Linked DNA regions of Mus musculus: all the other regions are linked to region 3. Evidence: chromatin loops called from intact Hi-C (ENCODE). Cell type or tissue: heart. All regions are shown on one strand. Region 1 overlaps Cpeb3 (cytoplasmic polyadenylation element binding protein 3). Region 2 holds the start of Kif11 (kinesin family member 11). Region 3 holds the start of 4931408D14Rik (RIKEN cDNA 4931408D14 gene).

Region 1 (8,000 bases), 88 kb after region 3:
ACTTTGTACCCCCAGATGTATCCACAGAGCTCCCCATACCTCATATCCAGGTCAAATGCTTTTGCTGAACTCTACAACTCTGTTTAACAACTTCTCTGAGGGTCTTTCACTATTTCATCCCTCTTGCTTTAGCCTCCAAAATGCTGGGATTGTAAGCACAGGCCAGTAGGTCCAGTAGCAAACAGATTCTTTTTCCCCCCACCTCCAAATAGAATTTCTCTGTGTAGCCCTGGCTGCACAGGAATTCTCTCTGTAGATAGGGCTGGCCTTCATCTCAGAGATCTGCCTGCCTCTCCCTCCTGAGTGCTGGGATTAAAGTCGTGCTCCACCACACCTAGCGAAGCATAATCTTAATTAGTCCAGCTTGTTAATTTTATTTATGGCTATCATTTTTGTGATTTGTTTTAAAGGACTGATGGGGCTGGAGGTGTAACTCAGTGGTCAGAATATGTCCTCAGTGTATGTGAGCTTAGATTCAATCCTCTACCCAAACAAGTACATTGTTGTTTACCTCAATGCTGTGAAGATATTCTTCTAGATCTTTTCTTCTTTTTTTTTTTTTTTTTCTTTTTTTCTCATTTGGTACTGGGGATCTGTCCCAGGGCCTTGAACATGCTAGGCAAACAGTGTACCACTGAAATATATTCTCAGTTCTGGATTATGTTTCTAAACTTTTTTAATACTTTAAAAATTAGTATATATTCATTGCACGAAACAATGGGCATTATTACACCATTTTAATATGCATATATTATATACTTTGACTATATGTACTCCCTATGTATTACTCTTTCTTAGTCGTTCTTCTAAATTTTTGCATTATTTATTTATTTATTGTTGTTTAGCTTTCTTTTGTTGGTTTTTGAGACAGTTTCTCATGTAGCCCAAGCTGCCTAGGAACTTAATGTGTAGCTAAGGAAGACCTTGAACCTCTAGTTCTCTTGCCTGTGGTAGTCACCTAGTGTAATTATCCTTCTAAGTGAAGTGTAGTTTATACTAGAATTTTGGCTGTTCTATATAAATATATCCTTTATCTAAAAATCCACCCATTTATCCACTTCTCTATTTATATATGGAACTGGGAATGGTGGTGCATATCTATTAATTTCAGTTCTCAGAAGGCAGCCTGTGTTCACTCTTATTCTGCCAATGCTGTTCCTAGATACCCGAGAAGCTGAGACAGGAGCACTACTTGAGCCCCTATGTTTGAGACTAACCTGAACAACATAGTGAGACCCTCATGTAAAAGGAAAGAAAAAGCTTACACACTGTCCATGTTTATTTATAAGCAGTGTGGTGCTAGTAAGGAGAGAGGAACGCAGCCCAGAAAGATGTACGTGAGTGTGCTGTTTCATGCCTGGGAGGCAGAGGCTCAAGGCTAGTCTGGGCTACAGACATCCTGTCTCAAAAAATGTATTTGACTATTTTGGTTAAATAAAAAATGAGGTGCTAGAAAGATGGCTCAGTGGGAAAGGCATGTGCTATACACCTATCTCGAGAAGCCATGAACACGATAGGCTGGTATGGCAGCTTGCCTGTGGTTCTAGAGCTTAGGAGACTGAGTAAGCAGGCTTGGAGTAAGCAGGCTAGTTGGACCAGCAGAATTAGCCATCCTAGGATCAAGTGTGAGGCTAGTCTTTGCCTCAATATAAAGTGGAGAACAATAAAAACAACAAAACCAGTGTCAATCTCTGGCCTTCACATGTGTGATTATACATGCAGTCATGAATACCACACACACACACACACACACACACACACACACACACACACACAACACCCAATATTTGATTATTGAGAGAGAGAGAGCCTTTGTCCTTGCTGAGGGTCTTGGTATGTATTCTTTGGTATTCTTGCTTGAGCTATGTTCTTTTTGGGTCTAAGTGTTCATTTTAGGGGGAAAAAGCAAAGATTAATTACTCACTCTTAAGTACAGTAAGTTTCCAGCCAGTGCTCATTATCACTCATCAGAGTTTATCTTTTTTTAGCCTGTGAATTACCAGTAGATCTGCACTTGAGGTTAGTTGGATTACTAAATGTTCAAGTAAACTGTTTCAAACATGCATCTGAATGGTTAAAAAATAGATAAAACCTTTTGGGGGGTGGTACAAGGTAGTGAGCTAGGCAACAAAGTCTCTATAGTCAAGGCTGGAGCTAGTATGAATCCTCCGGTGTCAGCCTCTGATGTGTTGGGATTACAGACATACACCACTGCACTTAACTTTTACCTAAATTATTAGGGTTGGTTTTTTTTTCTTATATAACTTCCTATTCCTTAAATAACTGGACAGAGAGTTTGAGGATGTGGCTTAGTTGATGGAGCTTGCTCAGCACACGTGAAGCCCCGAGGTCATTCCAGCACCGTATAAACTAGACGTGGCAGTGCATCATTTAGTCGAAGCCAGAGGTCAACTTCAGGTTGCTTCTTCAGGAGCAGTCTGCCATTTTATTTTCTGGGGTAGAGATGGGTGGGGACATGTAATCCTAGCACATGAGATGGGGAGGAAAAGGAAGGAGGACCTGAAGTTCAAAGTCTGCTTTGGTTACATGGCAAGTTGCAGGCTAGGCCAGACCTTGACTCAAAACAAAAACAATCTGTGTGATGCCCGCCCACACCTTTGATCTCAGTAACTGAGAGGCAGAGGTAGATGCATCTCTCTGAGTTTGAGGTTAGTCTGGTCATAGAAAATATTAGACCAGCCAAGGCTACACAGTTAGACCCTTTCTCAAACAAAACCAAACCAAAAACTCACTGCAACAACAATACCAACAAACCCAAAAACAAAAGGAAGGAATGACAAACAAAATAACTAGACACAAAGTGTCTGATAACACTGTCCTTTTAATTTACAAGTTAGGAAGGGAAATAGAAAATTGTGACTGTTGTAAATGATACTTGGTGTTTTCAAGTCTAAGTCATTAAGTGATGCTCACTCTGAACCCCATGGATGAACCGCATGAAACCAGATCGCACAGAAGCATTACCTTGTGCCCATGTGAGAGCAACCTTAGCTTGAGCTGTTGCTTTCAGGAGCGAGACACAATGACAGTTGATGCTAATGTTGCAAGATCTGGCCTTGGAAAGATTAGGTAAAAATAGGGGAAATCAGATACGAAGTTAATAAAAAAAAAAGTAAAGGCTCTGTGTGGTAGCAACTATTATCTTGTCACTTGGGAGGTAGAGACAGGAGGATCAGAAATTCAAGAGCATCCTCAGCTACATAGCAGGTTCAAGGCTAGCCAGGACTACACAAACTTCTGTTTCAAAGCAACCAAGTATCTCCCCAATACAGTTCTCCCTAACTAGTACCTGCATATGTGTGTGTGTGTGTGTGTGTGTGTGTGTGTGTGTGTGTGTGTGTGTGTATGTATGTCATTGTCCAATGAGTTATATGCCTAACGTTTTAAGTTACTTACTAATTAGTATGTGATCAAATATTATTTTGCAGTGAAAGAATTGAATTTTATTTGATTACTATATCAATAATGCAAGTTACACTTTCATTTTACTAGGTAAAAATAAAGTGTGTTGAATCAGAACATACAGGTAGAATTTTTTTTTGCATGTGTATATGTATGAGAGTTTATATATGTGGGGGTTATACACATGTGTCTATATATGTGTGTATAACTTAGTTGAAGCCAGAGGTCAACTTCAGGTTGCTTCTTCAGGAGCAGTCTACTATTTTATTTTCTGGGGTACAGAGAGGTGGGGACATGTTAGAGTGGCCCTAGGTTGTGGCCAAAATGGAAAGACTGGGAGGCCAAGAGCCTACAGTACTTGGTTATCTTAGGCAGCCTCCCATCTAAGTACTAACTAAGCCTTGCTTAGATGAGAAGAGATAGGTTGAGGTCAGGGTAACATGGCCATAGACGTTTTTAAAGACTACCTCTCAACTTGGACTAGGCTTGCCTATTACGCTAGGCTGGCCAGCAAGAGAGACCCAGGGACTCCCCAGTCTGGGTTTATAAGAGTGCTATGCTGCCATGCCTAGGTGTTTGTTTGTTTGTTTGTTTGTTTATTTTTAAACATGGGTTCTGGGGATCTAACTCAGGTTCTTATACATTTGTGCATTCAGGGCAAAGACTTTATCAACTAATTTATCTCCTCAGCCCTTTTATGGTTTGTGTATAGCTCTGGCTGTCAGAACTCCCAGCCTGGGATCCCAGTGCTGGGATGTGGGCTTTGCTCATCCAGTAAAAAATTAAATACAAAGAAATCCTGAACTGGGTGTGGTGGCACAAACTTCTAATTCCAGCACTAGGGAAGCAAAGGCAGGAAGATTGGTCCACTTTTGAAGCCTGCTTGATTTACACAACCAGTTTCCAGACAGCCAGGGGTGCATACATAGGGAGGCCCCATCTCCATCCATCGGTTGTGGTACATAAGGTGTCCAGCATTGGTGATTAAAACGGATTTTTGTCTTCAAGGTCAGTAGTACATTTAGTATTAAGGTATACTTAAAGATTCTGTATTAAAAGTGTTTCCTTTAGGCAGGTGTGGCAGTACATATCTATAATCCCAGCTTTTAGGAGGTCGAGGCTGGAGGATCCAGATTAGCCTAGTGTATGTAGTCTTGTCTTGTCTGCTGTGCCAGGAAAGCAGCAGGGATGGGGGCTTTAAGTGTTTTCATTCCCTAGTAGTTCTCCATCTATTCTTTTTCTTCCACACCCTGATCTCTTTCTCTCGGCTAGGGTTCCTATTGCTGGCTACCCAGGCATTACCATCATAATACCATTTAAGGTAGCTCTGCTGGATCTATTTATTCCGAGTCTTACAATCTACTTTCTCTTTTAGCCTTGCTTCCTAAATCAAGTTGACAATCCAGTTTATTTTTCCTTCTTTTATTTCAACAACTCCTGATTTATGTTGGTTAGGAAGCGATAATATAATCCGGGCACAAACTCTCCCCCTTGGAATCTGTATTTACGAGGCTTCCTCCTTTCCTGACTGAACGTGCTGAAGCCGGGCAGAGGCAGAGTACCGTGTGAAGGACTTCAGCCCCCACAGTTCTCTGTGTGCGCATGCCCACTCTTCTTACAGTTGTCAAAGTGCTTTTCCAGAGCGGTCACATAATCAACCCGAAAGAAGAAATAAATACTATTCATTTTTTTTTCAATTTTATCGATCTTTAAAAACTGGACACTTAAAGGTAACTGCTGCTATGAATTTGTTACTTGAAATTGGGCAATTGCATGTAAAAGCCGGTCTATTGTGTGCGGTGGGGGAGGGGAAACAGGAATCTATTTCTCAGACTTTGCTATATATAAGCAAAGAAAAAAAAACCTCCAAATCAAATTATACAGGCAGTTATTTAAGGATGTTACATATTGACTTTGTAAATTTTATATTAGTCACTGACTTAGCTTTTGTTTAAAAGATCATATTAAAAGGTGGGTCTTGACCTTGACCGAGTGAATTTAATACAGAAAGTTAAATTTGTATTATTTTTAAAGAGCATTCTGAAAAACATGGAGTGTTTTGTTAGAATATTTTGAGAATTTAATGTTATAGTGTTACTATTAATTAAAGCCATTATAAAATATTCTAAGCCTAGGTTACTTTTTGGCTTGGGGTTTTAATGCAGTTTAAGCTAAAGGCATTAACAAAAGTGTTGACTACAAGCAATGAGAATAGCTGGGTGATACTAAAATTATAATCCAGTACATATTTCAGCCATGATGATAAAGCTATTGTAAAGAAAGTTCTAGCTTATCAAAGCACTCAAATTCCAGAGGTACAATGGTCTACTGCAGCACCGTAAGGAGGAGGTAGGAGATGACTCTGTGACCACCCTCTTTGGCAGGGATGGAACTTCGTGCTGTCTGACTCCAAGGTCCACTCTCCTCTCTGTGCTCTATTTATAACACTAATCAAAGCCATTGTTCCAGATAGAGGGAACTGAGGAAAAGAAAAGCAATCTGAAGCAGGCTTTATTGATAGTAGCAGGCAATCCCTGGTGCATGCTCTATTATACTGGGCTGGGTTTTTTTTTTTTTTTTTTTTTTTTTTTTTAGGAGAGGGGAAGAGAGGAATAAAAAGGAAAGTAAGGCGGCTGAGAGAAGTGGTGTTTCCTGAAGCTCACTATGCTCTTCGTATATAAAACTTTGAAAGATGGTATCTGTTAAGTACTTTAATCATAGCTTTAATAAAAAAAGAACTGTGAATCCAACTTCTTGTCTGTTATCCTTTGTGTAATAGTTAAGAGCGATACCACCTCCATTTTAAGAGTTGTTATTTTGAATAGTCCAAAGGCAGAACTGTTGTGTGTGTGTCTGAATGCCCTTTACAAATGTCCCAAGGAAGATGCTTCTCCAGTATATGAGTTAATTAACTATATTAAATATATTAATAACTTTATTGCAATTATACTGAATCATCATCTAAAAATAATTATATGTTTGGTCATAGCTCCTTTAAAATTTCAAAATATTTGTTTGCAAGGTCTCAGCCCTGTAATATTCAGATATTTAAAGCAATTAAACATATTCTGAGACAAGCTCATTCAATGATAACTACATGCATGGAAATCTCTTGGTTTTGAATGATTACTGTTTTCACCCTTGAGTAAGAAAACAGGTTGTATGACATAGGTGAATATAGCCCTGCTATGTGAAGTGGAAAATACCATACACTCCTTATATGGCTAAATGAAGCAGTGAGGGTAATGCACTATAATTACAATGTATGAGAATTTGGGACTTTGTACTCCTCTATTTTTAACAGTTGCTAGCATATGGTAATTCAGGGTCGTCAAACCATAGTCTTTCATTGCTAATACTAGTGATAAAAGAATGGATTCTAAATTTGCCAGTCTTGTGACCGAGGCAGCAGCAGGAGGATTCAAAAATGAAAATCTGGCAACCCCAGAATTATCTTGACTGTCTACTTAAATCTCAGATGCATTTTTAAAGTCCCGCCCCCTCTCCATCTCACAGACTCCCTCCCCTCCCCTCCTCACTCCCCACCTTCCTCCCTCTGACCTCAAATCCAAGCAGAAGCATTTCTCCACTCTGCAGAGAATTTCTCAGGCTCCCGTAGAGACCTGAAATGCCAAGAAGCCAGTAAATCACTTGGGCGGCAGAACTGGAGAGGAGAAAATCGGAGAATAAGCAGAAAACCCACAATCCTTAGAGTAATAAGAAGCAAACACTTCTAAACGTTTCAGTAGGTTTTTTTCTTTTCTTTTACTTCTTTTCTTTTCTTTCTTTCTTTTTTTAAAGTCAGGTTTCTTATATACCAGGCTGGACTCGAACTGGCTAAATAGTTAAGCCTGACCTTGAATTTTTGATCCTTCTGCCTCTCCCTCAGAGTACTAGGATTTCAAGCATGCGCCACCACGCCCGGCGATTTTCATTTTTCTAAAAACTGAGGTTTCTTTTATATTAAAACGTCTCCTAACAAAATGGAGTAGCTGCCGCTACGGAGAGGCCAGAGAATGATTGTGCAGCTGAGTTCTTCCAACAAATGCCAAAGATTTTGTCTCTCGAGGTTCGCTGCAGCCAAATGAAACAATCATCCGAGGCAAGAAGGCAGTTTGCTAATCAAGAGGGCTAAGTCGGCTTAAAAAATGGTTTCTAAGTGCTCCAGCTGGGGAAGGGGGAAAGAGGGTCGTGTACCAAGTCTTTTTAACCTTGCTGAAGGACGCAGCACTATTTATTGACGTATGCAAATAACTGGGGGAGGGTGGTGCTTGGGAAAAAACAGGAACCAGAATCAGTTTCTCATTGCAGGGTGAACGCTCTGAGTTCCGGTGAAGGGAAAAGAGACGTGGCGAAATTGCTGTCTTTCTGTCTTATAAGCACATCTCTCACTAACACAGAAAAGGGGCCGAGACGTCAGAAAGGGTGAAGACGCTCTCACAGTATTTTTAGAGACCTTGCTCGATCCCTCCAGCTCCCCCCACCCCCCTCCCAGCCCGACTTGTTCTTCTAAATGCGAGATTATGGATTTGCATTGCAATTGGCTAGTGGCGGTGGCACTGGATTTTCGCAAGTAA
Region 2 (8,000 bases), 110 kb before region 3:
AGTTCGAGGCCAGCCTGGTCTACGGAGTGAGTTCCAGGACAGCCAGGGCTATACAGAGAAACCCTGTCATGAAAAACAAACAAACAAACAAAAACAACACATCTTCAGGACTCACACTTTTTTTTTTGTTTTGTTTTGGTTTTGGTTTTTTTTTTTTTTTTTTTTGAGACAGGGAGAACTCACACTTCTTGATTTTAAAATTTATTCTAAAGGTGTAAGCAGTCAAAACTATACGATAAACGAGACTGGAACAGACAGACACAGACCAGTGGGATTGAGTGCTCATAAATAAACCCTCTCCTATATGGGCAAATGATTTTAGACAAATGAGCCAAACCATTCAGTAATCTCTGTAACATGGTGACAGAAAACTGGGTATCCTACACAATGAAGCCGAATGTCTCACTTAACATCACATAAAGAGGACCAAAAACTTGCACCTAAGACGTAACACCATAAAACTTAGAGAAACAAAGAAGAAAAAGCCTGGCAGCTTTGGCTTTAGCAACGATTCCCTGGATCAGATACCAAAGGCACAGGCAACAGCATCAAAAATCAGGCATGGTGGCTCACACTTCTAAGGCTCAGGAGGCTGCCACAGGAGCACTGACTGCAGGACTTCAAGCCTGGGTGCAGATGAGTTGCAGGGGAGGCAGAACGCTACATAGTGAGACCCTGCCACCAAACACAAGACGATGAGGATCTAACGTACAACATCCTAAGAAAGCCTCATTTATTGCTTATTAAAGCTTAATGAGGGGCTGGTGAGATGGCTCAGTGGATAAGAGCACCCGACTGCTCTTCCGAAGGTCCGGAGTTCAAATCCCAGCAACCACATGGTGCCTCACAACCATCCGTAACGAGATCTGACTCCCTCTTCTTGAGTGTCTGAAGACAGCTACAGTGTACTTACATATAATAAATAATAAATCTTTAAAAAAAAAAAAAGCTTAATGAGACTGGCGCCAGGAACACTACTTAATAGAGAAAAGACTAACCAAACAAGAAAAAGAAAAACCTATGCCTAAACTATTGTACATAACAGACACGTGTAAACGTTTTCACTGGTAAAAAAATGTTTAAAAAAAATTCTCTTAAGGCCAGCCTTGAAATGTAGGAGGACAGTATGGACACATGAGATGTTTTATTTCTTACTTTGAGGGATAAATACTGGGATTAAAGGCTTGTACCATCACACCCCCACCGTCAGTGTTCTTTGTAACTTTTTATGACTCAAACACTTTGTAAGTAACAAAGGAAATAATAGCACACAGAAAAGGCAATATTGACTAATAATAATAATACTGCAAAAAAATTGTAAAAAAAAGTGCATTTGTTGGGTAGCTTAGGGTAAGAACACTTCTTGTTCTTCTAGAGACCTTGAGTTCTGTTTCTAGCCCCCACACCTGGGGGTGACTCACAACCACCTGTAACTCTGGCCTTAGAGGTGGTGCTCTCTTCTGCTCTCCACAAGCACTCACGTATGTGTGCAAACACCTGAATATATACCCATTATTAAAAATAAAAATTTTTTGAGGCAGAGTTTCTCTTTGTAGCCCTGGTTGTCTTGAAACTCGATCTGTAAAACATGCTGGGATTAGAGGTGTGCCCCACAACTGCCTGCCTAAATCTGCCTAATTTTTTTTTTCCTAAATTCTTAAGTGTGTCTGCTTTCCTGTTGATTAAAATGAAAGTTCCAAATTAAGTAACTAAAACTCCAGAGTTCAGCAATTAAGTATCTTTGGCAAGCCTAGAGTTGCTCACACACACACACACACACACACACACACACACACACACACACACGTCACCTAGTTTAAAAACTTGGGTCTGGTAGCTGAAACTTGAATTGCTTATAACTCCAGAACTCAGAACTAAGGCAGGGAGCTAGTCGGAGTTTGAGGCCAGTCTCAGGAAAAAAAAAAAAAAGGCAGACACAGTGGCACACACTTGTCACCCAGCAATCCCAGCTAAACGACCGAGAGGCTGAGACAGTAAAGTACGCTAACATATAGTTCCAGACCAACCTCGGTAACATCACAAAAATTCAAAAAAATTAAAAACTCTGGGTAAGTTATTTGGATGTCAGTCGGGGAGAGCTGAACCCCACACCCTCCCTCCTCTCAATTTTGTCTTTTGGTCAATGAACAAAGGCAGATAAAAGAAAGAAAGAAAGAAAGAAAGAAAGAAAGAAGGAGAGAGAAACCCTGTCTCGAAAAACCAAAAAAAAAAAAAAGAAGAAGAAGAAAAATGAGAAAGAGAAAAGATGCTGCACCTTAGCCATGTACTTTCATTAGCTCGTGAGTTTCATAAACTCATTTTACAGCTTAGCTTAAATTCAGCAATGTCTACTTGGTTATTAGAGGTGAATTTGATGGTTGCTCTTCGCTGAAAAGTGCGTTCCCTTTTAAAAGCAAACCTACTTTCATCTATTGGACCAAACACACAGAATAAAGAACTATTAGTCTTTCCGAAGTGGAAATAACCCCAAGGTGAGCGCCAAACTACATGCAAAGTAAGTAGGAAGCTTTATTCCCAAACTGACAACTCGGACGGGGTAGCACAGAGCAATGACAGCTAAATTTTCGGCGACATTGGCTTTTAAAAGGGAACGCACTTTTCAGCGAAGAGCAACCATCAAATTCTTTGTGACTGCAGCTTAACTTTAACCAACACCAACATCCCCCCCCCCCCCGAGACAAACCCTAATTTAGAACTAAACGTGGTAGCATGTTTACCGAACAAAACACGGGGAGCCCCAGAAACCGATGACTTGGTGTCCTTCAGAAAGGTAAACAAATCGCTCTCCGGAACGGCTAGCCCAAAAGCTAAGCCTCCGCGTCCGGACTCGTCCCAGCCTCTCCTTACCTGCATCTCACCACCACCTGGATGTTCCTGCCCTTTTCCTCTTTCTTCTTCAAAGAACTCGGCTGGGACGCCATGACGGTCGAGCCAAAACCTGCCGGCCTAGCGGAGACTCAGACACAGTGAGAACCGGGAGCAGCCTCTCCTCACCCGGTGCTGCCAAGGCCACGAGGACCGAGACTCGCAGCTCGGCGTCCCCGAGGTCCACGCAGGCCTCTTGGCCGTGGCCGCCGCCCCGCAAAAGCCGGACAGGACGAACCTCCTCCTCTGCTCCGAAATCAGCAACGATTCCGCGCCTCAATTTTGAAAAATGGAGACGACTGACCGGACCAATAGCAGAGCGGCACGCGAGGCATCATGGGACGCCGTGTCGTCACTGTGGTGACGACGGGGCGTGACCCGAAGAAATGGATGGCGGTGCAGGCTGGCTCCTGTAGTCCGAAGTTCACTGTGCAAGCTTTCAGTGCTGCCGCTGGCGGGCTTCTGGGGCCTGGGACGCCTACATCGCCGCATTCGCTGGGTCCTTACCGCCCTCCGAGGCTTCTCGCTTTCCGTAGAGAGGTGACGAACAACTCGGCCGTTTAAGGTGTAGGTGGGGACCGGGGAAACAGAAAAGCCGAGTCCTCCGCCTCATCGGGTTTCCGGAGCTGCTTTTTCTGTTTCGCGGGATCTTAAATGCGGTTTAGCCTCTCCGATGTAACTTAGCGAGGATCAGAGAAAGCGCCGCCGACCTCGCCAAATACCCGCCTTCCGCACTCCAGATCCCTGGTCCTCTGGATTAAGCAAAGCCAACTGTCTACTGGTAAACTACTCTCGGAGGCAGGAGTGGCAGAGGAGCTCTCCGAGTTCCAGACCAGCCTGATCTATAAAGCGAGGCCAGGACGGCCAGGGCTGGTTGCACAGAGAAACGCTGTCTCCAAAAACAAACAAACAAAAACAAAACAAAAGCTAGCCCCAGAGACTCACTGCTATCTCAAAATGTCCCACAAAGTGAACATATTGAACATCTTTATACCCTTGCCTCCGGCCAGTCTTTCTCACTTCAACACGTGTTTTTAACCAGACCCTTCCTCTGCAATCACCTTCCTCCAAGACTTTGAATCTCGTCCCTGAATGACTTCCTTCGATGTTCCTACTGCTACCCTTTTTTTCTCCTCCCTGCTACTGCATTCACTCAGCAAATATCCTTTAAAAAGCAAACCAAACACATATAGGGACAGAGGCAGAAAGATCAGGAGTTCAAGCGTCCATTTCATACATTTCCAGTTTAGTATCAAACTGTGTTATGTCCATCATTTGCTATTTATTCGTTTGTTTTAAACAAGATATCTTTCTGAACACAAGGCTGGCCCTGTGAGAATCCTCAATGATCTTCCTGCCTTCTGCATACTGGTATTGAAAGAATGAGCTACCAGTCCTGGCTGGTTTCTTGTTTGCTTTTTTTTTTTTTTTTTTTTGAGGGGTGTGGCTTAAGATTATTTATTTATGTGTGGGGTAGTGTGTCTGTGTGTGTGTCCTCCAAGTGTGTGGTGGTGCCCTTGGACAGAAGATGGCATTGAATGCCCTGGAACTGTAGTTAAAAAGTCAGTTGTGAACCACCTACAGTGGGCGCTAGGACCTGAATTCAGGTCCTGTGGAAGAACAGGAAGTGCTCTTAACAGCTCTTATCCATCTCTCCAGCCCATGATTTTTTTTGTTGTTGTTGGTTTTTTTGGGTTTTTTTTTTTTTTTTTTTTCGAGACAGGGTTTCTCTGTATTGCCCTGGCTGTCCTGGAACTCACTCTGTAGACCAGGCTGGCCTCGAACTCAGAAATCCACTTGCCTCTGCCTCCCGAGTGCTGCATCCCATGATTTTTGTCTTTTTGTCTTTTTTTTTTTTTTTTTTTTTTTTTTTAATCTTTTGGAATTAGATGCAAAAGGTCTTACCATTCCTGTGTTTTCCGATGGGCTTGCTTGGCCCCTGTGAAAGGGTCATTCATGCAGACCACTATTCTAAGGTGGTGTTTACCCTGTTCTCTGTCTCCCCTTGTACTACGAGTGCCAGCGCCTCAGTGGAACTCTAGTCCATTGGCACTTTGGATGCCTTCCTCATTCTCATTTTTCTGTCAGTTTCTGGTTTTTAAAGACTGTTTTGTTTGTTTGGGTGGTTTTTTTGTTTTGTTTTTATGTATTTATTATTACACATAAGTACACTGTAGCTGACTTCAGACGCACCAGAAGAGAGCGTCAGATCTCATTACGGGTGATTGTGAGCCACCATGTGGTTGCTGGGATTTGAACTCAGCACCTTTGGAAGAGCAGTCAGTGCTGTTAACCACTGAGCCATCTCACCAGCCCCCATGGCTTGGTGGGGTTGTTTGTTTGTTTGTTTGTTTTTTACTGGGTTGGTTGAACAAGCTTGTAATCTCAGTCTCAGGGTTTGGATTAGCAAATTCAAGCCAGGCTGGACTACAAGAGACCCTAGAAAAAACAAAACTTGACCATCCTGTCTAAAGGAACTTGCTATTTGCTTCTTTAACACTACACTTTATAATTATGTTGTGGTTTTTTTTTTTTTCCTACCTGAGTGTAAACTTCATCTGGGTCCTTCTTCACATTGTTTTGGGGTTTTTTGAGATGGGTTTTATGTAGCTCAGGCTAGCCTCCAGCTCACTGGCTAGCTGAGGATGGCTTTGATCATACTGCGTCCACCTCCCCCGTGCTGAGATCACAGGTGTTTACCACCATACCTATTTATACTGGACTGGGCATCAGACCCAAGGCTTCTTTGTGCTAGACCAGCACTCTACCATCTACACCCCTCGCTGGTTTTCCAGTCTCTTGTAAGACATTTATATATATTTACAGACAAAGTAAATATATCCTTGGTACCTGAAGGAAAATACTTAACATTTCACAGTTTGGGTTTCCTTGTAGTAAAATGGAGATAATAAAAATTATCATTATCTGACTTACCAGGTCTGCTGCTTGCTAAATGCACAGACACACACACATACACAAAGCCCTGCAAACAAGAGTTGGTGCAAAGAAATTCATTTATTTCCCCTCTGAGCCAGAACTGCAAGAGTAATGGAAAGCGACGCCCAGAAGCATATCTATATAGGTTGAGCTGTAAGATAAATTACCCAAACTGAAAGATGATGCCTTTTCCTGGGGGAGAGCTCTGGACAGCAGAGTTTCAGCCTGTCCCTGTGCCAGCATCAATCTCCTGGGAAAGCATTAGGAAGCCCTGAGGATCCAACCTAAGGCTTTATGTATGCCAGGAAGGTACTGTACCGTTAACAAGCATTCTCAACCCTTAAACATGGTGTGTGTGTGTGTGTGTGTGTGTGTGTGTAATTTTAATTTTTTTCAGGGTTCCTGTTTTATTGTTAGAATCATTAGAGGATTAAGTGCCTAGCAGATAATTTTTTTTTTAAAGAAAGAAGCAAAGAAAAGGAAAAAATGTCTTTCTCCTTCATAAGTATCAAAACAGTGTCTCTGTACAATCTTTTTGATTGTGGCAAGGAATTCAAGAAAATAGCTAAAAATTTCAAATACAGGCTCAGTAGCACAGCATTGGGTCAGTATGCTTGAGACCTTGCTCTTGATCCCTGGTACTGAAAAAAAGAAAAAAATCCTAAAGGCTGAGTATATTGGCACACACCTATAATCCCAGTACTTTTGAGGTGGAGGCAGTAGAAGTGCAGCTAGTTTTCTTTAACTACTGATCCATCTCCTCAGGTCCACAAAGAAGGAAAATCTTGAGCTAGGCTTGGTGCTTAGGCTGTAAGTTCCACCACTCAGGAGGTGGAGGCAGGAGGATCAGGAGTTCAAGGTCAGCTTTGGCTACATCAGAGTCAAGAACAGCCTGCAGTATTTGAGACCTTGCTTTTCCAGAGGACCCACGTTCTGTTCCCTGTACCTACTTAGTGGCTTACAACTCTTTGAGATTGCAGTCCCAGGGGATCTGATCTTCTCTTCTGGCCTCTGTAGTCAACAAGCACAGACATACATGTAGATAAGACACTTGTACACATAAAAAAAGTTAAGAGTTTTTAAGTCTTTCTTGGTGTGTGTTTGTGGTATAGTATAAGTGTGCTAATGTGGATGAACGAGCCCTATGTGTGCAGAATCATAGGCCAGAGGGTCACATACTCCTATTGTTCTTTACATTTAAAAGAGAAGTGTATGCTTACATACATTACAGGGACATAATGAAACCTATACCAAGCATTCTTCTATACATGTAAGATTCCTATCGAAGAGCACTGTAAAGGCATTGTCCTGTTACAAACCTAGCTGCTAATTGTTTTCTCCAAACGATGAATTATTTGGAGTCCAGAGCGCTTCGTTTCAGCTTCTACATGAATGAACACATTTGTTCCCATTAGCAACATCATGCACATGGTTTGCTTGAATATTCCATTTGAAACATGATATATGAAAGGGCAGTACCAAGATTAGTCAACAAAACATTTACTATTTAGCTACATTTCACCAGATATGTTTCTTAGAGCCAAGAATATCAATTCAAACAGTAAAGGAAACTTGACTTCCCTTTGGGGGCTGGAGAGATGGCTCAGCTGCTTTTCCAGAGGACCCAGGTTCAATTTCCAACAGCCACACCGACAGCTTATCACTCACTGTCTGCAACATCAGCTCCAGGGAATATGACACAGACATCACACAGGCAAAGCACAAATGCACATAAAGTAAAAACAAACCACTTTTTAAAAATCCTCCATTTGGGGCTGGAGAGATGGTTTAGGGGTTAAGACTGCTGTCTGCTCTTCCAGAGGTCTTGAGTTCAGTCCCCAGCAACCACATGGTGGCTCATAACCATCTATAATAAAATCTGATGCCCTCTTCTGTTATGTAGGTGTACATATAGATAGGACGCTCATGTACATTAAATAAATAAATAAATCTTTTTAAAAAAACAATCCTCCATTTGATCAGAAAGAATCCATCTTATTTTTATGCAATTTTGTTCTTAAACCATATATTATATTATATTATATTATATTATATTATATTAATGCTAGGAGCAGTGGCACATGCCTCTAATCCCAGCACTCAGGGCCAGAGGCAGGAAGATCTCTGTGAGTTTGAAACCAGCCTGTTCTGCTTAGTGATTTTCAGGAAAGCCAGAA
Region 3 (8,000 bases):
TGAAACCACATATTAACTTCATGGCTGCAAAACTCTGAAGAAAGTAGACATGTTCCTGTGTCTTCCAGGGCCTGGGAAAACAGTCTCAGCTTTGAGTAGTTTCTGGCTTGCTATTAGAGAGACAAACAGAAAAGAGTTAATCAGGCATTATTATGTAGAAATGTTAAAAACCCAAAGTAATAAACTTATAAAATCTTATAGATGTAGAATATTTTTAAAATCTCTTAAATCTCTTAATTTTTTTCCTTTTTATTCCTAAGAGAAATTCCCTTATATTAACTGCTTAATCTGAAGAAAGATATCCCAATACAGTCTTTCTTCCTTATTCTGTAAAATAGTCACTTGTCTTGAAAAAAAAAAAAAAGAGCTTTTTTTCTTAAAGGCTTCAAAACATTTAGAGAGGATTACATTTACCTTTTTAAAAACCGATCTTCACATCTGCTTTCTATTTGATGGTTTCCTGTAAACCAACAGAAAACATTACATTTGACAGATGATGCACAAAGCAATGCCATGTTCCTTTATTAGTGAACTTGCTGATTTTATAAAATTTGGGTATGTTTTTTAATCTTCTTAGTCAAATGCTGGAAGCCCCAGAATTCCCAGTGCTAGAAACGCAGACTGACCTTACACCCAGTTCAGAATTTCTCAGGATTCCTGTGGGCTCTCGCTCATCAGATTCTGTTGACATTTCTGTTTCTCGTAGTTGGTTTGCTGTGTTCTGTCAGCAGACGTGCTGTGCTAAGATCAGCTGTTGTAACTCCCCACAACTCCTAGGGTGAAATTGTGATCCGTGTGTGAACTAAAACATTTGCCCCTCTAGGGACTTAAAAGGAAGCAAATACAGAGCCACCTCCTTGGAGATACAAAACGGTTGCGTTCTGAAATAGCCAGTCTCCGTAAGACTCTAAACTCCCCGCTGCTTCCGGTCTCATCTTGCCTTAAGTGTTATTTTTTTGAATATATGAATATAAACATACAGATGATGACTGGAGTGGACTTTTAAAAAACTATTTTTTTCACAAGATACTATTTTAGGTGAAAATGTTCCTGTAGATTTAACAGCTGTTTTAAAGTATTTGCTATTAAAACTTGCTTCAAGAACAAGCGTGGCTATGTTTCCACACACAGGCAATAGCAACAGAAAGCAAAGCGCTCCTGTTCGTCCACCAGCTGAGGCCGAGAGTGGCGTTTCCAGGTGACATCTTCCTGCCCCATGTTACTTGATTGGCCAGGATTTTCTGCTGTAGAATCTCTCGGCTTTTCACAGGTTAAGTTTCACATTTTCCAAATACGGTGAACTTGGGCGGCTGTGGAGGCCGCTCTCCCTGTGGTGCTGCGCCCGTCTTCTATCCACATGTTCTAAGAGTCTCCCGGTGAGAAGCCTGTCTCTGTCCATCCCTTCAGAAGACACGAGTCAACACTGCCTTCTCCTCTGCGCAACTGGCCCAGTAGCCAAGGTCGACTTTGAACTCCTTGATCCTCCTGCCTCCACCTCTCAAGTGCCGGGATTAGGCTTGCGCCACCCCGCCCAGTGTGACTATGCAGCTTTTCATCGAACTGCAAAATCTATACAAAGATGAATCTAAACTTAGTCCTGAGTGTTCGAATCCATCGTTGTAAACACAAACAACAGTCTGCTACCTTTTCTGTAAATGCTCACCTGCCGTTGAGTAACTTAGCTCTTAAAAAAAAAATGGGTACAGTTAAAAGTTTGTCATTTGTATGAGAAAAGACACCTGAAGAGATTGGAAACAATCCCATGTCGTCTTCCATGAACCTGCATGTGGTGTTCAGTGTGTTCCCAAGCTCCTGTGTGTCACTTGGCATCCCAACCGGTTCATCTCAGTGGGTCCAGGTTGTGGTCCATGAACAAGAACATACTGTCCAGAGACCGCATGTACGTACTCAGGCTTCCGCAAGTGAGATGTGTGAAAAAGTCACGAGTTGCCAGAGACTTAAAAAGTCTTTTTAGTCAGTCAGTGTGGCGGGGTCCTGAGGTTATCCTGTTTACAATAAATCTGACCTGGAACTCGGTCTGCGCTTTGTGTTGTGTGACTTTGTAGTTTCGATGAAATACTTGAGCTTCCCTGTCAACATTCACACTTGACAGGATTTCATTCTTCTGTTAGTCTGTTGAAGGAAGCAGTGGGCATGGGTGTGCTTGTGTGCACACACATAGGTGCATTTGTTGGTACTCAGTAACAGTTCGGAAACAGCTCCATCTTCTAGTCTTCTAAATAACGTGTAAAATAGGAGCCTCCATGTTGGAGGCCAGACTCTTGCTAAGCAGTGTCTCCCACACTCAGATAAAGAAATTAACACTGGGGCTGGAGAGGTGGCTCAGTGGTTAAAAGCACTGATTGCTCTTTCAGAGATCAATTCCCAGCAGCCACATGGTGGCTCACAACCATCTGTAATGGGATCCGATGCCCTCTCCTGGTGTGTCTGAAGACAGCAACAGTGTACTCATATAAATAAAATAAACCTTAAGAAAAAAACCACCAATTTAACATGAATATTTTAGTAGATACGGAGGGAGCCCTTTTCAACTCAGTATTATTATAGTAGGGGTGTAACAGCATATGATATGACAGTAGGCTTATGAGAGTATTTGATGAGGAAAGCTTCAACAAGTGCAGAGCCCGCCTCTGCCCTGCTAGGGGACCCTGTGTGGCAGACAGCTGCTGCTTAATGATGGGGCGCTGACACTTCTCCTAAGGCCCTCACGAGGCCACCTTCTCTGTTCAGACTTGTGTCTGAGGTCCTAGACAGCGCAGCAAGGTTATGAGCACTGGGAAAAATGGGAGAGCGTGGCGCTTACGGAATGCCTTCAAACAAGGGGAGCAAAGCAAGACTCTGGTTTGTTTAAAAGCAGATGGAGTTGGTGTGGTGATTTAGGCCCAACATAGGTAGAGACAGGGAGACCTCTGAGTTTGAGGCCAACCTGTCTACATAGGAAATTCCTAACTAGCCAGGACTATTCAGTGAGGCTAGACCCTTTCTCTAAAAGGGTGGGGACAAGATGAGATATAGACTTGCTTATGAGGGCTGACCTGGAATTCAGGCTGCCCTCCTGACCCTCTCCCCTCCACCTTTCTGGTACTCAGATTATAGTCCTGTGCTACCATGTGGCCAAGAAGTATGTTCCAAAAAAAAGTTTGCGTTCACTTATTTGGGGTCCTCAGTGGTTAGCATACACTTAAAGTTCTCATGGATGTGTCTTTGAGAAGTCTGTATGCGTTTGAGATGAGAAATACAAGTCTTAAGAGTTTGTCCCTGGGCTGGAGAGATGGCTCAGTGGTTAAGAGCACTGACTGCTCTTCCAGAGGTCCTGAGAGTTCAATTCCCAGCAACCACGTGGTGACTTCATAACCATCTGTAATGGGATTCGGTGCCCTCTTCTGGTGTGTCTGAGGACAGCGACAGTGTACTTACATAAACTTAAAAAAAAAATTGTCCCCAACTAGGTCTGGCCGTGCATGCCTATGATCCCAACACTGGGGAATCAGAAACATGAGCTCCAAGGGTATGGATATGTAGCACACTGCTTCATGGAGGCTGGGGGGAGGCGCTGGCATCTATTCCAACTGTGAGACCATCATCTCGGCATCTCTGCTGTAGAACACTGATCAATTGGGAAGTTATTTTTTTTTTACTTTAATATTTTAAAATGATGTGTGTGTTCATGGGAGTGTCAGAGTCTTCTGGTGTCACTCCTCAGGTGCTTTGCACCTTGTGTTATAAAACAGCATCCTTCATTGCCCTGGGGTCCGCTGGCCAGCTAAGCCGTACCACTCCTGGCTTTAAAAAAATAAAAATAAAAAGTGTGTGAGTGTTTTGAGGTGGAGGGGGGCGGGTGAGAGGTGCCCGTGCCACACCACCAATGTGGAGGGCAGGATAATAAGCGGGTGGTTCTCTTTCTACCAAGTGGACCTCAGGGAATGAGCACAGGTCCTTGGACTTGGCAGCAAGTGAGTTACTAGCTGTACCATCTTCCATCTTGCCAGCCTTTTTTAAAAGACAGGGTCACACTGTTTATTCTAGGCTAGCCTTGAACTCACACAGATTTGCTTTGTCTCTGCCTCCGAAGTGCTGGGATTAAAGGAGTCTGCCACCATGCCCACCTTTTTCTTTGAGGGTTTTTTGTTGTTGTTTGGGTTTTTTTTTTTTTTTAGATTATTTTCTTTATTCACATTTCAAATGTTATCCCCTTTCATTGTTTCCCCTCCGAAAATCCCCTATCCCCTTCCTCCACCCCCTGCTCCCCAACCCACAGACTCCTGCTTCCTGGCTCTGGCATTCCCCTATACTGGGGCATAGAACCTTCACAGGACCAAGGGCCTCTCCTCCCATTGATGACTGACTAGGCCATCCTCTGTTACATATGCAGCTGGAGCCATGAGTCCCACCGTGTGTTTTCTTTGGTTGGTGGTTTAGTCCCAGGGATAGCTGTGAGCATCCACTTCTGTATATGTCAGGCGCTGGCAGAGCCTCTCAGGAGACAGCTATATCAGGCTCCTGTCAGCAAGCTCGTGTTGGCATCCACAATAGTGTCTGAGTTTGGTGGTTGTATATGGGATGGATCCCCAGGTGGGACAGTCTCTGGATGGCCTATCCTTCAGTCTCTGTAACTCCTTCCACGGGTTTTTTGTTCCACCTTCTAAGAAGAATCGAAGTATCCACACTTTGATCTGTATGATAAGAACTTCGTTGAGTTTTATTTAGATCATATTCTGATGCTATTCTAGCCATTCTGATTGAACTAGCCTGCGGAAGGGTGCTGCTGACAGTGCAAAGCCAGTCCTGACCACGAGGCGGAGACAAAGCACTTCTCAGTGAGACTGTTCCACACAAAACCTGATGTCACCGCCAACTCCCATTTATGTAATATAGAAATCAGCAAAAAATGTGACAAGAGCCAGGCGTGCACACCTGTAATCCCAGAACTTAGGAGGTTGAGACAGGAGGATGGCAAGTTTTAGGCTTAGCTGGGGCTACACAGCTAGACCCTGTCCAAAAAGAAGGTAGGTGAGATTATTCTTGGTCCTGTTGTTTCCCCTCCAAAGAATTCTTGTCATCATTGGAGAAAACGCCAGGAACTGATTTTAAAACTAATTTGGAAAAATTAGTACTACAAATGTATCTTATTCACCTAATTACATCGCTTGTATCTACAGATATTTTTCATCATTTTTCTTCCTAAGTGCCAAGGCTGCAGGCACCTACACTGGCCACTGTTTTCTTACATGTGCTATTCAGTGTTGCAGATCTGCCCCACCCCAACTCTGTTTTTGTTGTATCACACACACATTTGAATACATTATATTTTCATTCAGTTTAAAATATTCAGGTTTCGGGCTGGTGAGATGGCTCAGTGGGTAAGAGCACCCAACTGTTCTTCCGAAGGTCCAGAGTTCAAATCCCAGCAACCACATGGTGGCTCACAGCCATCTGTAACAAGATCTGACGCCCTCTTCTGGAGTGTCTGAAGACAGCTACAGTGTACTTACATATAATAAATAAATAAATCTTAAAAAAAAAATATTCAGGTTTCTCTTGAGACATCTTTGACCTATGTGACATTTAGAAATAAATTCATTTTGGTTTGTTTTGGGTGGTGATGTGCCTTTTGTTTTTTGCAATTCTAAGATGGTAAGCCTAGTCTAGTATGACCTTGGACTTTGTGGACTCAAAAAAAAAAAAAATCCTCCTACCTCTGCTGGCAAGTATTTGGGTCTAACAGCATGTGTCACCAGTTTAGAAATATAGCGTGCATTTGTCAAATATTTAGAGGTTTCCCGGCAATGTTTCCACTATTCTTAGTTTAATTTCACTCAACTCCAAGATCATGCATTTGTTTGCTTCCAGATAGTGGCTTGCTAGAGGCCAAGCTTCTAGCTCACAGTCCTGAGTGCTGGGATGAGAGGTGAGTGTTATCATGCCAGATGCCGACGCCTATTTTCTAGGGCTTTTGTTTTTAAGCTTGTTTAAGTGTGGTTTTCAGTCTGGAATGTAACCTCAGCGAATATTTTATCTGAATTTGAGAGTGATGTTCACCCATACTTGTCGGATGAGTGTTCTTCAAATGTCAACAGATCCAGATGACTAACGGCACCGGCTAGGACTGGCTAGGTTCCACTTGGCTTTGTGCATTTTCTCTCTGATAGGTCGATTACTGTCTGGTGCGTTGCTGGAGTATTGAGCGCTAATGGATTGAGCCTTTTTTGTGTTTTTGTTAAATGGTTTTCTGTTCCCTTGGCTATTTTGACTCCCTGCTGTTCAGCTTGATCATATTAATGACTGTAGGTCTTTTTGGACAATAGACTGCGTTTGTTTTGTGTGGTGCTCCTTTTTGCCCCTGGTCGTTTTCCTTGCACCAGCTGGCTCTGTGCCTGGAAGCTCGGAGCTTGCTCTCTTTGAGTCCTATCCCTGAAGTCGCCCATCCTCTGGGAGGCAGACAGACATCTTCAGCCTCTGAGGCTGATTTACAAACAAGAGTTGGATCCACAGAACAGCAGCCCGGAACTAGGGGCAAGGGTCACATGTCCAGTCAGAAAGAACGCCCTCCTTCACCCAAATTGCTCAAAACTGTTGTTGGCTCTTCTTCAAAACTCTTGATGTTTGGCAATACCGTGTGCACTTTGACCATAGCGTCCAGTGCCTTGTTGAGCAGTTTTCAGTAGACTTTCGCTTTGCACAAACATCTTCTCTGAGTGATCCAACACCTCCTGCAGCTCTGGCAAACTCTGGGTCAGCCCGGAGTCCCTCGAAGCTGGAGCTGAGGTCAGAGAAGCCCAGGACAGCCACGAAGCTGTGGGTCCTCGCGCCTAACAACCACGGTTAAGGATTCTGATACGTTACCAAACCGCCACCCAGAAAGGAATTGCAATGTGGACTTCTACAAGAAATCAGAAACAGTAAAGGTAGCCTGAAAGCCACACCGAAATTACCTGCTACCATCCAGGATGCTGAGCAGACAAGGGTTTGTGGGAATGGGGCGTGGCTAGGCGCCTAGGCACTTATGGATTCTCTTCTTTTCAGAACAGCCTTGCTGCCTGCAGGGGTGACTGAGGCCCTGAAGTCCAGAGCTTTGCTGAGTCGTCACTTGGGAGAGTAAATCTCCAATGGTCTGCCCGTGCAGTGAGCATTGTAACCTGTATCACTGTAAATCTTATTTGCAGTGAGTCCTTGTTCATCCCTTCAGTGTGTGTGTGGGGGGGGGGGGCTGGGGGGGGGCGAGGGAGGGCGGCAGAAGTCGTCCTTGGATATTATTTTCCAGGAGCTATCTATCTTGCTCTTGAAACGGTGCTCACAAAGAAGGATAGGCTGGCTGGCCACCAAAGCCTAGGGACTGTCCTGCCTTTGCCTTGCCCGCACTGGGGTTACAAGTGTGTGCTACCAGGCCTGATTTGTGTGTGTGCTAGGGATCAGACATGAATTCTCAATTGACTGACTGACTCCCTCCCCATTCTGCTGTTCAGAGCTTTTAAGTACTCAGCAGGGGAAAAAATTGCAGGTACACCTTGCTGACTTAACCTCTCTCTTTCAATTTCATAAATATATTTATTATTTAAATTGTGTATATGAGTGTGTATTGTGTATGTGTGTATAAAAAAAGAGTATGTGTATATGAGTGAGTATATGAGTAAATGCTTGTGTATGAGTGTGTATATATGTATGAGTATGAATGTATACTGTGTTATGAATATGTGAGAGTATGCATATGTAACTATACATATACACATATGAGTTAGTGTGTATGAATGTGTTATGTGTATTGTGAGTGTGTATATTTAACTATGTGCGTGTATATATATATATATATATATATATATATATATATATATATATATGAATGAGTATATTGTATGAATGAATGTGTATGTGTATGTGTGTACATGTGTATGTGAGAGAGTGTGTGTTTTCTTAAGCCTAAGTCATGTCTCTAACCTTTCTCTGCAGTAGCTTGCTATGTAGTCCAGACTGGTTTTGAATTC

Evidence for each region. A loop is a pair of places that touch in the nucleus more often than their neighbours do. Peaks named below come from ENCODE experiments on the same cell type or tissue, not always from the same donor. Only the 100,000 strongest peaks of a DNase experiment are listed, where the experiment ranks them.
Region 1: it touches region 3 in a loop (9-fold over the local background); 2 of 42 quality-filtered maps call a loop at or near these places.
Region 2: a loop joins it to region 3, with 2.2 times the contacts of the local background. A loop is called at or near these places in 2 of 42 quality-filtered maps.

Annotation. Positions count from the first base shown.
Region 1 is chr19:37,175,061-37,183,060 of GRCm38, reverse strand. The region is part of intron 1 of Cpeb3 (cytoplasmic polyadenylation element binding protein 3); the gene reads left to right. A330032B11Rik (RIKEN cDNA A330032B11 gene) reads right to left here. Exons shown (of 3, transcript NR_045329.1): 2 at 6,985-7,046. Among named protein-coding and RNA genes, the nearest start is that of A330032B11Rik, 5.2 kb to the right of the region's middle. In heart, no CTCF peak of the experiment used is centred here; DNase peaks (open chromatin) are centred at 4,990, 7,870 and 8,000; H3K4me3 peaks cover 3,726 bases; H3K27ac peaks cover 3,415 bases.
Region 2 is chr19:37,371,536-37,379,535 of GRCm38, reverse strand. It overlaps Kif11 (kinesin family member 11), which reads right to left and starts at 3,154. Exons shown (of 22, transcript NM_010615.2): 1 at 2,869-3,154. The coding sequence starts at 2,942. In heart, a CTCF peak has its summit at 3,225; a DNase peak (open chromatin) is centred at 3,255; H3K4me3 peaks cover 3,266 bases; H3K27ac peaks cover 2,183 bases.
Region 3 is chr19:37,262,780-37,270,779 of GRCm38, reverse strand. Ide (insulin degrading enzyme) reads left to right here. Exons shown (of 25, transcript NM_031156.4): 25 at 1-2,037. The coding sequence ends at 38. 4931408D14Rik (RIKEN cDNA 4931408D14 gene) reads left to right here and starts at 6,685. Exons shown (of 3, transcript NR_040299.1): 1 at 6,685-6,926; 2 at 7,045-7,183. In heart, a CTCF peak has its summit at 4,818; DNase peaks (open chromatin) are centred at 4,849, 6,119 and 6,439.